2 separate regions of the Homo sapiens genome follow, and region 1 is linked to region 2. The links are chromatin contacts, found by Hi-C or POLR2A ChIA-PET in ENCODE. All regions are on one chromosome and are shown on one strand. Each heading gives the region's core, a stretch centred on a gene start or an enhancer-like site at or near the end of the contact. The rest is flanking DNA. Distances are from core to core; before and after follow the strand shown.

Region 1 (6,615 bases), core at 2,509-5,008, 250 kb after region 2:
GGGTGGCAGGGTCAATCCCTGCCAGATAATAGGGAAAGACTTCTCGCATGGGAGAACATTTGACCTGAAATTTGAAGCTTGAGAGTAAGTTTGCCAAACCTGAGAAAGCCACTGTCAGCAAAGAAAACAGCAAACATTCAAAGAACCATGGGCGGCTTAGTGGGCTGGAAGCTCTGGGAGAGGTGGCTGGAAAGGCATCAGGACTGTCATGAAGGGGCTTGTGGGGTTTGCTTAGGAGCTTCTACTTCATCCCAAAGGCCATGGGGAAGCTTTATGCATTTAAAGTTGGGGACTCAGTGGGTATTAGCCACACGTTTGAAAGATTTCTCTGGACTAGCCTCTTAAGGGGTTTCCTCTTCTCCAGCATCCACACCCCTCACTGAGAGTCCAGCCATCACCCTGCTGCCAATCTCAACCTTCTGAAACCCACATTGGATGCTGTCACTCTTCTGCTTCTTCCCATTGCCTCCAGGTGAGAGCCGCATTTCCACTCCCTTTCTGTCCAGCCCCTCTCCTGCCTGCTCAGTCTCTGCCATGTGCTTCTTCTGTTGCAGACATACCCCATCGCTGGCCCCACCCCAAATACACCACACTTTCAGATTACTCTGCACCAATGCTCTTCTCCAAATTGCCAGCCTGAATAAGTCCTTATCTTTCAGGCAGTATAGTGGAGAGAAAAGAGCACAGATTTTACATACAGATTGATCAGGGGTGTAGTCCTGGTTCTGCCACTTCCTGGCTCTGTAATGTTCAGCAGGCCACTGAAACTCTGAGCTTTGGCTGCCAAACCTCTCTAAGGGACATAACACCCACTTTTCGAGGCTACTGTGAGGATTAAATGCAATAACAGAGGTAAGTGTGTGGCGTGAGCACAGCAGACTGCACCTGGAGTGAGCCTGCTGGACCCACAAGCCTGCTGGACTTCAGCTTTCCCCGCAACAGACCCCTGCTGCGCTTCCCAGTATGTACATCTGGAATCTGTCTTAGTTCCTTGCTCTAACCCAGCCTGGTTCCTGCCACATTCTTCACACCAAGGGAGGCCCTGCTCCCCAAGCCCCAGCCATTGCCTGGTGTCCTGCTGCAAACCCAGGGGATCCCTGGAGGCCACGATGCTGCCATTTGCCCGCACTCCAGCCCCTCTCCACCACCATGTCAGCCCCTGCCAGAGATGGATGCTGACACCCATGGATCCGAGCTCATTGCATTGTTTGGATGTAATTTTGATTTCATTGCTATTCACCTACAAAGTTGCCTAGCTCCTAAGCCCAAGTTCTGCCTTTTTCCACCTTATTCGCATCTTCCCATCAGCTAGCAAAGGATGGCTTTGAAATCTGTGCCTTATACACTGTACAATAAGTCCCATGGCTTATGACCATAACTAAGGTGATTATGTAATTTATTATCTAAATCATTACTTTTTGAGACTGAAAGGGCACAATCAGAGTTAACTAAATGTGTGGTCATTCAACCCATAACCCAGATAGCATTGGTCACTGGGGAGATGCAAGAGTGAGCCCAAGAAAGAAATTTTTGTCTTCATCTATCTCCTCTATGGGCTGTGCCTATGTTGCCTTCAGCTGTAGAGACGTCACTTGTAATTTTAGTTTGTTCTCATCAGCCCGCTCTGTTGTTATGGTTCACCTAGGGAAGCATCCAGCCACTAAGAAATAGAAGGGAGAACAATGCTTCACTGCCTGCCATGCCTGAGGCGCAGAGCGGCTGTTGGCTGCTCTGCCAGGAGCTCTGCAGGGACATGGCAGCCGTGCTCCGTGTGGGTGGGAAAGGTGGCAGCATTTTGCGGTGCTCGTCATTCTTATTTGACAACTGTTTGGGGTTTTAGAAACTCTTGGCATTGGTTTATAACACCCCACCCACCCTGTCTCGGTAACTACCATTTGCCCTCCCTACAAGAGGTCATGCCAATTCTGAGATGAGGCAAGGCAGGCTCAGCAGCCCTGGCTGGCTCCCACTCTGACACCTAAAGAGCTTTGTCTTGCCTCTGGTCAGACTCACAACTTCCTGTACCCCTCAGAATCAAGCCCTTATGAGGGGGTTCAAGTGCCAGAATGCTGACTTCCCACAGACTGGCAATGGAAATGCTTTCAGAAAGCATATTGAGTTAACATGATTTTTAGTCATTTGCATCATTATGAGAGAATCTGTGGGTGTGTGCCTTAGAGAGTGTGAACACATTTATTCTGGCGTTTGATAATATATTGCCATTTAAAGGAAATTCCCTTCAGCTCTTTTATTTCACCATCATGTATGGCCTTGAGCTAGCCCGCCATATGAACCTCCTAGGAGTAGGGTGAAATGGAGAAAGGAACCAGGACCAAGTTACCCTGTATACGTGACAGAGATAATGGAGGAGGGGGTACAAAAGTGCCCACTGAGGGGCTCAAATAATACTCTTTAAAGTCTCCCTGCAGGGCAGGGCATGGCAGCTCATGCCTGTAATCCCAGCACTTTGGGAGGCCGAGGCAGGCAGATCACGAGGTCAGGAGTTCAAGACCAGCCTGGGCAACATGGTGAAACTCCATCTGTACTAAAAATACAAAAATTAGCCGGGCGTGGTGGCAGGTGCCTGTAATCCCAGCTACTCGGGAGGCTGAGGCAGGAGGATCGCTTGAAACCAGAAGGCAGAGATTGCAGTGAACCGAGAGCGCACCACTGCACTCCAGCCTGGGTGAAAGAGCGAAACTCCATCTCAAAAAAAAAAAAAAAAGAGTCTCCCTGTATTGTGCCCCCACCTCAACTTTGAGAATTACCATTATATTTGTTTAAGTCCTCCTAAAACTAGTAATTATTGAGCGATTGCTTTGTACCAGCAGTTCCTAACCCACATAATCACCATGTGAGCAGGCACTGTGGTCCTCACTTTACGGATGTGAACACAATGGCCCACAGACCTTAAAACAGTTCCCCAAGAGCACACGCTAGTAAGAGGTAGCTCAGAGCCAGGTCTCTTGGCTTTGAAATCTGTGCCTTATACATTGCACAATAGTCCTCTCAATTTTATGCTGCAGACCTTAGCCACAACGGAGAGATTCAGTTCTGTGTGTGGTCCATTTATCATAATGACTGTCATCTCGGGTAGAATAGACAAGGACAAAATGTATACTGCCTACCTTTTTGAAAAAGAAGTATATTTGGTTGTTCTGGGATAAGGGATGGGGAAGAGAGTGAAAGCATTCAAATTAAATTATAAGGATATGATAGGCCAATTTAAAGATAATCAAAGTCTTTGGGTTTTCATTATTTTATTTTGCTTGGATTATTCTTGAATTGGCTGGAACTCCAAATCATGCTTAGAATTAATTCCCCAAATCTTGCATTTAGGAAAATGGCCTCAGAATGCAATTAATAAAATGGCAAATTTTAATTCATCATTCTAAATTCTCCATTACTTCAAACACATATTTCAGGCAGATTTGATATATAGGTATTTGAAATTACTAGGAGTCATAAAACAAGGCATTAAGTCTGGAATCTGGAATTTTCCCTTTAGAATAAACCTGCATTCGATGATTATTCCTACATGAAACTGTGCTATTGCAGCCCTTGCTCCATTATTCAACTTTGTAAATAGGGTAGATGGAATCATAGGAAGCAGTGCTGACAGTTACTAAAGTGTAGTTGGAGGCCTTTACAAGTTTAATAAAACGCAGGGGAAAGGGGAAGAAAAAGAATGGGGTTTGCCCTGGAAAGGAGATTCCAGGGTCAGGAGACAATTGTGTAACTTTCTGAGTTCTGCCCTCCCTGGGCCAGGCCAGGTCACTTGGCCAATTCTTGCCAAAACTTTTCAACCCAGTGACTCAGGAACTGGACTTTTCCATTCTAGCCTGTGGGAATGTGGCTGTGATTTTATAACTGAAGTCCACAGAACAATGGGATTTGCCTTTTGAAAAATTGCTTTTCAGACACCAGTACTGCAAAACACCTACTTCTACTGGCTCACCAGTGGAGCTCTTAAAACTTTTTAAAAACACTCAGTTCTTGGGTGAACAACACACCCAGCCTCTCCCCAATAACTAGAAAAAAAGGTCAGCATCCTCCACATTTGAAGGTCAAAGTCCTGGTCAAAGATGCTGTTTTGAGTCACCCATGGATAATGGCCAATTTGATAGAAGATATAGAAACAAACAAACAAACAAACAAAGACCATGTAAATCAAGCTTGCCTTTAGATGTTTGGCCTAGAATAGGGAGTATAGCTTAGTGCCTAAAAACTTGGACTGTGAAGAGAGACAGGTCTGGGTTCCAATCTCAACCACATAGGCAAGTTATTTAAACTCTATAAACCTTAGTTTCCCATCTGTAAAATGAAGATGTCGATTGTACTAACATATATTTGTTATGAGGATTACATTTTTAAAAATTCACACAAAATACCTGACATAGGGGAAATAATAAAATCATATTGTATAGACAGAAGCATGCTAAATAGAGGATTCTTGTGTCCACTGAATGCAGGTGCTACTGTGTGAGGCAGACTCAAATGGCCTCTCAAGTGGCTGGCTTGCTTGCCTCTTTCTCTGCCTTCTTACAGGAAAGCAATTCCTAATGCCTGACATGGCTTGAAAAAAGCTGACAGGGAACAGCCTCCAGATATAACTGAGCAGGAAGCTAGAAACAGCAATCCCTGCACATTCTGCTAAACTCAAGTTTGAGGGAAGTCTGGTGGTGCATCCTGGCTTGGACTAGGGAAAAGCAACTGGCCAAGATCATGGTCGAGCCACCAATTATCACCTCCTCTGAGGAACGCACACCCTTTTTTAAGTAATCAACCAATTAAAATTTTAAACTCAGGAATCTTTCTCTTAAAACATACAGATTTTTATTACAATTTCAAAAACATCCAAGACAATTATTTATAGCCTAAATGCAATTATTTATAGCCTTGTAAAAATATGGGCCAGATGAATAGAAAAGACGGCTGGTTTTGTTCATTTGTTTTTACTCTCTCACTGCACCACTATGTGGTTTAGAGTTACTGCATTTTGTTGTTAGCAACTGGATAATTTCCAACCGGTTATAAGAATCGAACCTGTTTGGTTTATCACACACAGACACACACACAGAGTTGTGTATATAAATACAATCTAAATGTCCCCTCAATGGGTAAACAGGAGTTGAAACAGTTGGAATATTCATTACTATGGGTAAGTTAGAATTGTATGAACGTGGGCAGAAAATTTTCCTTCCCTGGGTCTTGGGTTTTTGAAATATAAATAAATGCACCTAATTATGCTTACAGATTGTTTCATTCACCTAGCGGTGTTTTAAAAATGTGAATGTGAATGACTTTTCTAAGCACTCACTTCCTAGTTCCCTAATATCACCCAGCTGCCTGCTTCTCACATTTGCTTCTCTTCTTGGTGCCTGGAAGCATTTGGGCTTGCAGACCCTGCATGAGATGATTTAGGCTTCCTCTAACTTCCAGACTCTGCTATCCTGATTCTTACTGAGTTGCTGAGTTGTCGAATCTCTTTGTTGGGAGAGTAAGTAAAACTCTCACTCTTTTACAGATAGGCTTGCGGATTTATTAGGAAGAAATGAAGCATGCTCAGACAAAAAGAAAAAAAAGTCAATTTCTTATTATTCTTCAATTTTTTAATTTCTTTGCAGATATTTTGGAAGATCCCTGTTCTGTAACTCTACATTCTTATCTGCAAGGTATCACTTATTTCAGCCAGTTAATAACCACCTCTCCTTGTCAAGATGTTATATCTGAGACACTCCCAAAAGTTTCTGCTGGTTTTTCTTCCTTTGTCTTTGGCTTTCCTTAGGGATATTGGGCAAATATCCCTGACAACTTAAACCTTGATGTGACAAATAGAGATTTCACATTTATGATTAAACCATCATGATTCCACAAAGGGACAACCTGAGCCTTCATTTGGTTTGGGCTTGGAGCCAACAGAAGTTGAGTCAGACACTCCTAGTGAGTAAAGGCTCGCGGGCTCAACTTGGAATCGAGCAGGGCAGAGGGGCCTTTGGTTGTAGAGCTGTACTCAAAGAACATAACACTCCTCCTGCCAAACCAAACTTAATGGCTCTGCCCTCCAAAAGTCACAGCTTTTATCAACCAACTGGTATTCTACTGTGAGATGCACAATCTATCCCACTTTGATCTCAGCAACAATATGCTTGAGGCAATGATCTCAATTTTGCAATCATAGCTGAATTGATGTAAAACTGGGGACAATCACTTTACAACTTTCTTTACTCAAATCTCATTTCTCCCTAATAGCAGAGCCACTGCCCCCAAACTGACAATCGGCTAGAACAGTGTGCAGAATCACCTGAGGATCTTGCTGAAATGATAATCCCGACTCAGTGAGCCGGGAGTGGGCCTATGATTCTGCCTTCTGACTGCTCCCAGCTGATGTGGGTGCTTATGGTCCACAATTGCATTTGGAGTAGCAAGGACCTAGACAGCTTTGTCCATTTCAATTAGGTGTTTATTTGCTTCCAAGTGCTGACTTCTGTGCTAGGTGCTGGGAATACAAAGATGCATGAGACAATTGCTTTCCTCGGAGAGCTCACTATTTAATGAAGAGGTAGACACATAAATATCTAACTATGGTGTACATGATAATTGCTATCATTACAA
Region 2 (6,052 bases), core at 1,001-3,500:
GTGATTTGCCTGCCTCAGCCTCCCAAAGAGCTAAGGTTATAGGTGTGGGCCACTGTGCCTGATTATAATATACATTTTATTAAAACAAAGAGTTCATATCCTTTTTAAAGTTTATTTTTTTTTACTGTAAGTTCTGGGGTACATGTGTAGAATGTGCAGGTTTGTTACATAGGTACACACGTGCCATGGTGGTTTGCTACACCCATCAGCCTGTCATCTACATTAGGTATTTGTCCTAATGCTATCCCTCCCCTAGTCCCCCACCCCCCGCAACAGGCTCCAGTATGTTATGTTCCCCTCCCTGTGTCCATGTGTTCTCATTGTTCAACTCCCACTTATGAGTGAGAACATGAAAGTGTTTGGTTTTCTGTTCCTGTGTTAGTTTCCTGAGAATGATGGTTTCCAGCTTCATCCATGTCCCTGCAAAGGACATGAACTCATCCTTTTTTATGGCTGCATAGTATTCCATGGTGTCTATGTCCATTCTATCCATTCTTTATCCAGTCTATCATTGATGGGCATTTGGGTTGGTTCCAAGACTTTGCTATTGTGAGTAGGGCTGCAATAAACATACGCATGCATGTGTCTTCATAGTAGAATGATTTATAATCCTTTGGGTATATACCCAGTAACGGGATTACTGGGTCAAATGGTATTTCTGGTTCTAGATCCTTGAGGAATCACCACACTGTCTTCCACAGTGGTTGAACTAAATTACACTCCCACCAACAGTGTAAAAGCATTCCTATTTCTCCACATGCTCTCCAGCATCTGTTGCAAAACAAACAGTTTATTTCCTATACAATTTGCTCATTGTCTATAACATTGGGAAATAAAGGAGAAAAGTGTGACAAGTGACTAAATAATTTCAGTGATGACTAGGACATTTGTGAAGTTTATCAGCCAACAAAACATAATAAAATTGAGTTGGTCCCTAGTCTCCCAAATATCCCCTCTCTGCAGCTCTGGAGGGCTGTGACGTCAACGAGGAATAATGGCTCGCGTCCACGGTTCTGGTTGTTTTCTCCTTCAGTTTTCACAATTCTTTTTTTTTTTTTTTTTTTTTAAGTGCTAACCTGCTTTCTTTCTCTCTGCCAGGGGTGGATGTGATTACAAAGCTCTTCTCAGCCTCAGGTAAAGATTATTGTTACCTGTGGTCCTGAGAGACCTGGCTCTATTTCTCAAACCTTTTGTATGTGTGCTGGGAAACCCTAGGGTTAAATGTCACTTCTCTAGAGAGCTGGGGGAACTTTCACCACCACAAAGTGGCCTAATCCCACGCTCTGTCTGAGGGTTTCTCTGGAGTCCCTCTGCTGGCCATGAGAAACAAGAGCAGAAAGCAGTTCTTTAGAATAAGAAACCCAGAATTTTGTATTTGAAAGTGATACATAGAGATGTAGAGAGGCAAGACTTTTCCTGCTCAGCAAAGGGAAGTCACACTCAGGTTATGATCTAAAGCAGTGAGACTAGGTGCAAAATCAAAATTAATTTAATACAGGGTACTGGAAAAAAATAATTCCTTTGAGGAATAACTGGAATGTACAACTAATGTTTGGTTTTTAGAACAAGGCTGGAAGGCATGTTCCTTACCCACAAATACTCCGCCTTTCCCCCAGGTTGCTTTGGTCTGGTCTAATTCATGAGTCAGATTACCAAGGTATCATACAAATAGACAGACGCCATACAGATACCAAACTGAACCGATGGAATCAGACACTTGAGTGTGCGCAATTGATGCAGCACTCTGATTACGGACTGGGCTTTGTGGTCCATTGGCCCTGGGTTTCATTAACTGTCCAGGCTCCCTCCAGAGACTCAGGGCATGTTTTGTTGCTGTGGGTGGTGCTCTTGCTCTATCAAAGGGACCGCAAGAGAGTATGCGCTTCAGATGATGACCAGTATAGGTGCTGAAGGACTTCTTATACAAAAAGAAGCAGCTCCTGGTGTTTGTCACCAAAAGGATGAGAAAAAGAGAAATGAAAATCAACCACATATGCAACAATGTCATATCTTCTCGACTCATTTTCTGATCAAACGAAAATGAAAATAAAATCCATGCACTATACAATGACTTAGAAATATCTACCAGCCCAGAGAAGTAGATAAAGAGTGAAAATATTTCAAAGGAGATGGATGAGAAATAGATGGCACTTGGTGGAAAGTCCTGACAATACAGCAAAGGAGAAACTGGTCACTTGTGTTTAGGAAAGGGCAATGTACTGAGGGGCCTTGGCCATCCCTGAGGTGCAATGCATGACAGCAGCCAGTGGGGGTCAGAGGTGCTCCATGGCTTAGAGCGCCTTTAACCCTCAGCCTGCAAATCCTGCGCACAGGAGACCAGCTGGACCTCCTTTGGAGCTGGTACTTCCCTCCAGGCAGAGCAGAACTGTGAAAACATAGGAGGTGGTTGATCTCATATGCTTTACCACAAGCGCACTTTTGACTTCAAGACAGTTTGCTGATTTTATTTTTTCTTTCACTTATTCTCTTCCCGTTTCTCTTGTTCCCAGCAAAAACCTCTCTGTTGATCATGGATACAGGACAGTCATCTCTCTGAGTTAAGCATGTGAACACCCAAAATCAAGGACTATAGCCTGTTTCCTGAACCCTTATCTCTCTAGGGTACAGAACTTTTTTTAAGTCACTGGCAGTTTGGAGACAATGCTTAAGTGGGTGGGTGGTTCTGGTTGGTTTATAGGTACACACGGGCATCCGGGCTGGAGGTGGCTCACACAAGCTCATGAGAGCCAGTTGTGTAATCTCTTCCCTGCCCCTAGTTAAGTGATGTCATGTTGGTAGCTTGATGTTGGCCATGGTGGGAGTATTTATGCTACAAAAATGGCCATTTACTGCAAATCAGGACTACCCCTCTCCCTGCAGCACCCCAGAAAGCTGGTTGTTAAATACAATGAGTACACCAATGGCCCCAGGGCAGGTTTAAGAGTCAGAGAAGGTATAAATTGCTGGTCAGGCCTGGTGGCTCATGCCTATAATCCCAACAGTTTGGGAGAGTGAGGTGGGAGGATCACTTGAGCCCAGGAGTTTGAGACCAGTCTGGGCAACATAGTGGGACCCCATCTCTACAAAAAAATTGGCTGGGTGTGGTGGCACACACCGGCTACTAGGGAGGCTGAGGCAGGAAGATCACTTGAGCCCTTGAGGTTGCAGTGAGCCATGATTGTGCCACTGCACTCCAGCCTGAGTGACAGAGCAAGACCCTGTCTCAAAAAAAAAAAAAAAAATTACTTAGCCTCATGTATGTTCATGTTCAGGCCACAATGCATCTAGTGAAAAGAAAAAGGAGCAGTGTTTGATTAGCTGAGAGGATCTTCCAGTATGAACCATTCCAGAAACTATAGTCAACAATCCTTTAAAGATGCCTTTCCTATTAAGGGCAAGCAAGAAATTAAATAAAATTTTTGTTTGTAATTTTTAACAGTTGAATTGCAGTACTAAGTGGCTCATGAAGCCATGCAACATCTTTTTCCTTTCAATTTTGAGCCTTAGGAAAAATGTGAGCTTTCTTAGAAAGCTTGTAACATCAGATTTATCGTTTTTATGAAGCAAAAATCCAGAATAAAAACAGTGGCCACCAGGAACCATTGAACAATACATGTTTGCTCATGTCATGTTCATGTACAACTCATGGATTTAAAGGCATAAAGTTAGCTTTTCTCAGAGAAAACACTCTATCACATTCATGGATTAACTTTCACCCTGGCCAGTCTATCAAAATTACTGGAAGACACACACATTCAAGGAGTTTGCTGTATTATAACATTTGCAACACTTTCTGCAAAGGAAATAGGTTTAAGTCATTAGATCACAATATATATTTTTATCATTAATGAAATGTTTTCAGATAGATTATCGGCCCCATGGGGTTTCTGGCCATGCAAGGAAGATGGCTAAATGGGGGTGCTAGCTCTCTGGGCTTGGGAGATGGAGTAAAAGCAGTGGGCAGGAGGGCTGAGGAAATAAGTCATTATAATGAGGCGGTGGGAGCCAGGTTTCTCACTGCAAGAAAAGAGTAATAAACATAGGAAAGAAGAAAGCTAGAATGAACGCTGTGGTCTATGGGATTAGGATGAGAAGTTTTGGTGTAAATTTAGAGTTTGCACTATGTGGGGTTGGATAAAGAAACAAAACGTTGATATACATTTCTGTGAGTCTGTGCATACACTTTATATCTTCATGTGTGCGTATGTATACACATTCACACATGTACACAAATACATACATTTCCTAGCTTTGTACTAGAGAGAGCTTGGGAGTAGTGAAATCCAATAACAAAGATCCTACCTAGAATTTAGTTTCTAAATATTATACTATTTTTCCATGAATATGGACCAGAATTCCTTGGAGAAATGGCCGATCTCACAGGTGGACCAGGAAAAATATGCCAAGTTTAAAATATCTTGTTGTGCCAGAAGGTAAGAAAGTAATCAAATAATGATGGCAACATAGAGGACATGGGACAGCCGGAAGGGGTGCCAGCTGGCCCAATCTGGGATGATTTGTGTGTCCAAGTAACCACAGTATTAGATTATATCCCATTGATTAAAATAGATATCCATGAGTCTGTCCTGATATAACAAGCAAATGAACACATAAATGGAAAGAGAATGCTCTTTCCTAAAGTAGAATGCCAGCTAATGAATGCTGAAAAAATTAAGGACTTAGAGCAATTTGAGAACCATAGTAATTATTTTAGGCAAAATGCATCAATAGATTTGAAAGCTGGAAGGTGAAAGTTGAGTAAAGAATGGGATGTTTACACAGTCTAGGGGTATCTCTCCAGGAAACACTTGTTGACTGCAAAGTAAAAAAAGGTAATTGGTGGTAACTGGGAGATACAGGGTTTCTTTTTGGAGTGATGAAGACATAGTAGAATTAGATCATGGTAATGGTTGCACAACATTATGAATTTACTAATAATCACTGAATTGTACACTTTCAAACAGTGAATTTTATGTTACATGAACTTATCTTTAAAAAAATAAAATTAATTTGACAAATCAGTTACATACTCTAGGCCTGGGGAAACAACAGTCAAGAGGTAGAGTTAGCAGAACCAAGTGGCTCAGAGGCGGACCCATTGACTGAGCTCAACCCCCTGGAGATGGGCATCGCCTGGCTGTTGCTAGTGCCTGCCAGGGGGAATGGGAGGCTGGTTCTGGGGCTACTGAAAGCTGGAGCCAACTATGCTGCTGGAGCAATACTGCTGCTGGAGAGACACTCCCAGAAAGTGCAAAGACCAGGAAGGAGGGTCCCTTTCCTTCCTCCCAACCTCCAGTCACACTCTAAGGCTTCTGCCGGCAGCATCTAAGGGGAAATGAACCAGATGGCTTACCATATCCAAGAGCAGAGTATAGAAAGGTGGGCTTGGATCCAAGAGACAATAGATAAATAACCAACACGCAGAGAACAATGGAGAATTAACAGCTCATACAATGAGGGGAGAGGATTCTTTTCTCATATAATTATTTTCTTCTCTAAAAGAGTGATTCGTTAGATCTTAAACTAAATGTTGCTTAATTTTAGAATAACTTCAGGAATATTTTTATAAATCAGAAAAAAATCTTATTCCTTTATATATGCTAATTCTACATCTGAAAACATTTTTCGGTTCTTACATTGCTCCCACCTCCTTGACCCTTAGGTATAATGGAGAGAATTCTGCATCCTAGTATGCATACGCATTCCCACCTGGGTGCCTTTGCTCTGGGTGCCTTCCCACCCAGAGGCCCTTCTTTCCTCTTCTCTGCCTGAGTTCTATTCTTCTTCCATCAATGAAGCCTTTTCTGTGCACATCAGTTAACAGTGACATTTTCTTTCCTGCTTCTGAGTCCTCATGGGACGAATTTCCAGGTTATGCTTGGACACACTGTCTTGAGTAACCAGCTAAGTTTTCATAGATGTGTGCTCATGTCTATTTATTACATGGATGGTTCCTGACATGCCCAGACAGTGTGAAGCCTCAATGAATATCCGTTCATGACTGAGCCTCTATGGACATTTGAGAACAGCTTTAAAGTGAATAACTGTATAA

Evidence for each region. Hi-C counts contacts between places; a loop is a spot of excess contacts on that map. ChIA-PET counts read pairs that join two places held with the same protein, here RNA polymerase II (POLR2A). Pooled maps may share reads with other maps.
Region 1: a loop to region 2 is called in a map of mammary epithelial cell, with 4 times the contacts of the local background. The contact joins two enhancer-like sites. A Hi-C loop is called at or near these places in 1 of 168 maps with a recorded cell type or tissue (mammary epithelial cell), 1 of 37 single-sample maps with no recorded cell type and 5 of 50 pooled maps. POLR2A ChIA-PET finds 5 or more read pairs at or near these places in 1 of 52 experiments (activated T-cell).

The regions. Positions count from the first base shown.
Region 1 is chr5:56,519,378-56,525,992 of GRCh38, forward strand. The region is part of intron 4 of C5orf67 (chromosome 5 putative open reading frame 67); the gene reads right to left. Among named protein-coding and RNA genes, the nearest start is that of LINC01948, 41 kb to the left of the region's middle. Within about 2 kb of position 3,759, at least 7 of the 41 ENCODE cell types and tissues checked have a DNase peak (open chromatin) inside an H3K27ac peak, as active enhancers do.
Region 2 is chr5:56,268,446-56,274,497 of GRCh38, forward strand. No RefSeq gene overlaps it. Among named protein-coding and RNA genes, the nearest start is that of ANKRD55, 38 kb to the left of the region's middle. Within about 2 kb of position 2,251, at least 5 of the 41 ENCODE cell types and tissues checked have a DNase peak (open chromatin) inside an H3K27ac peak, as active enhancers do.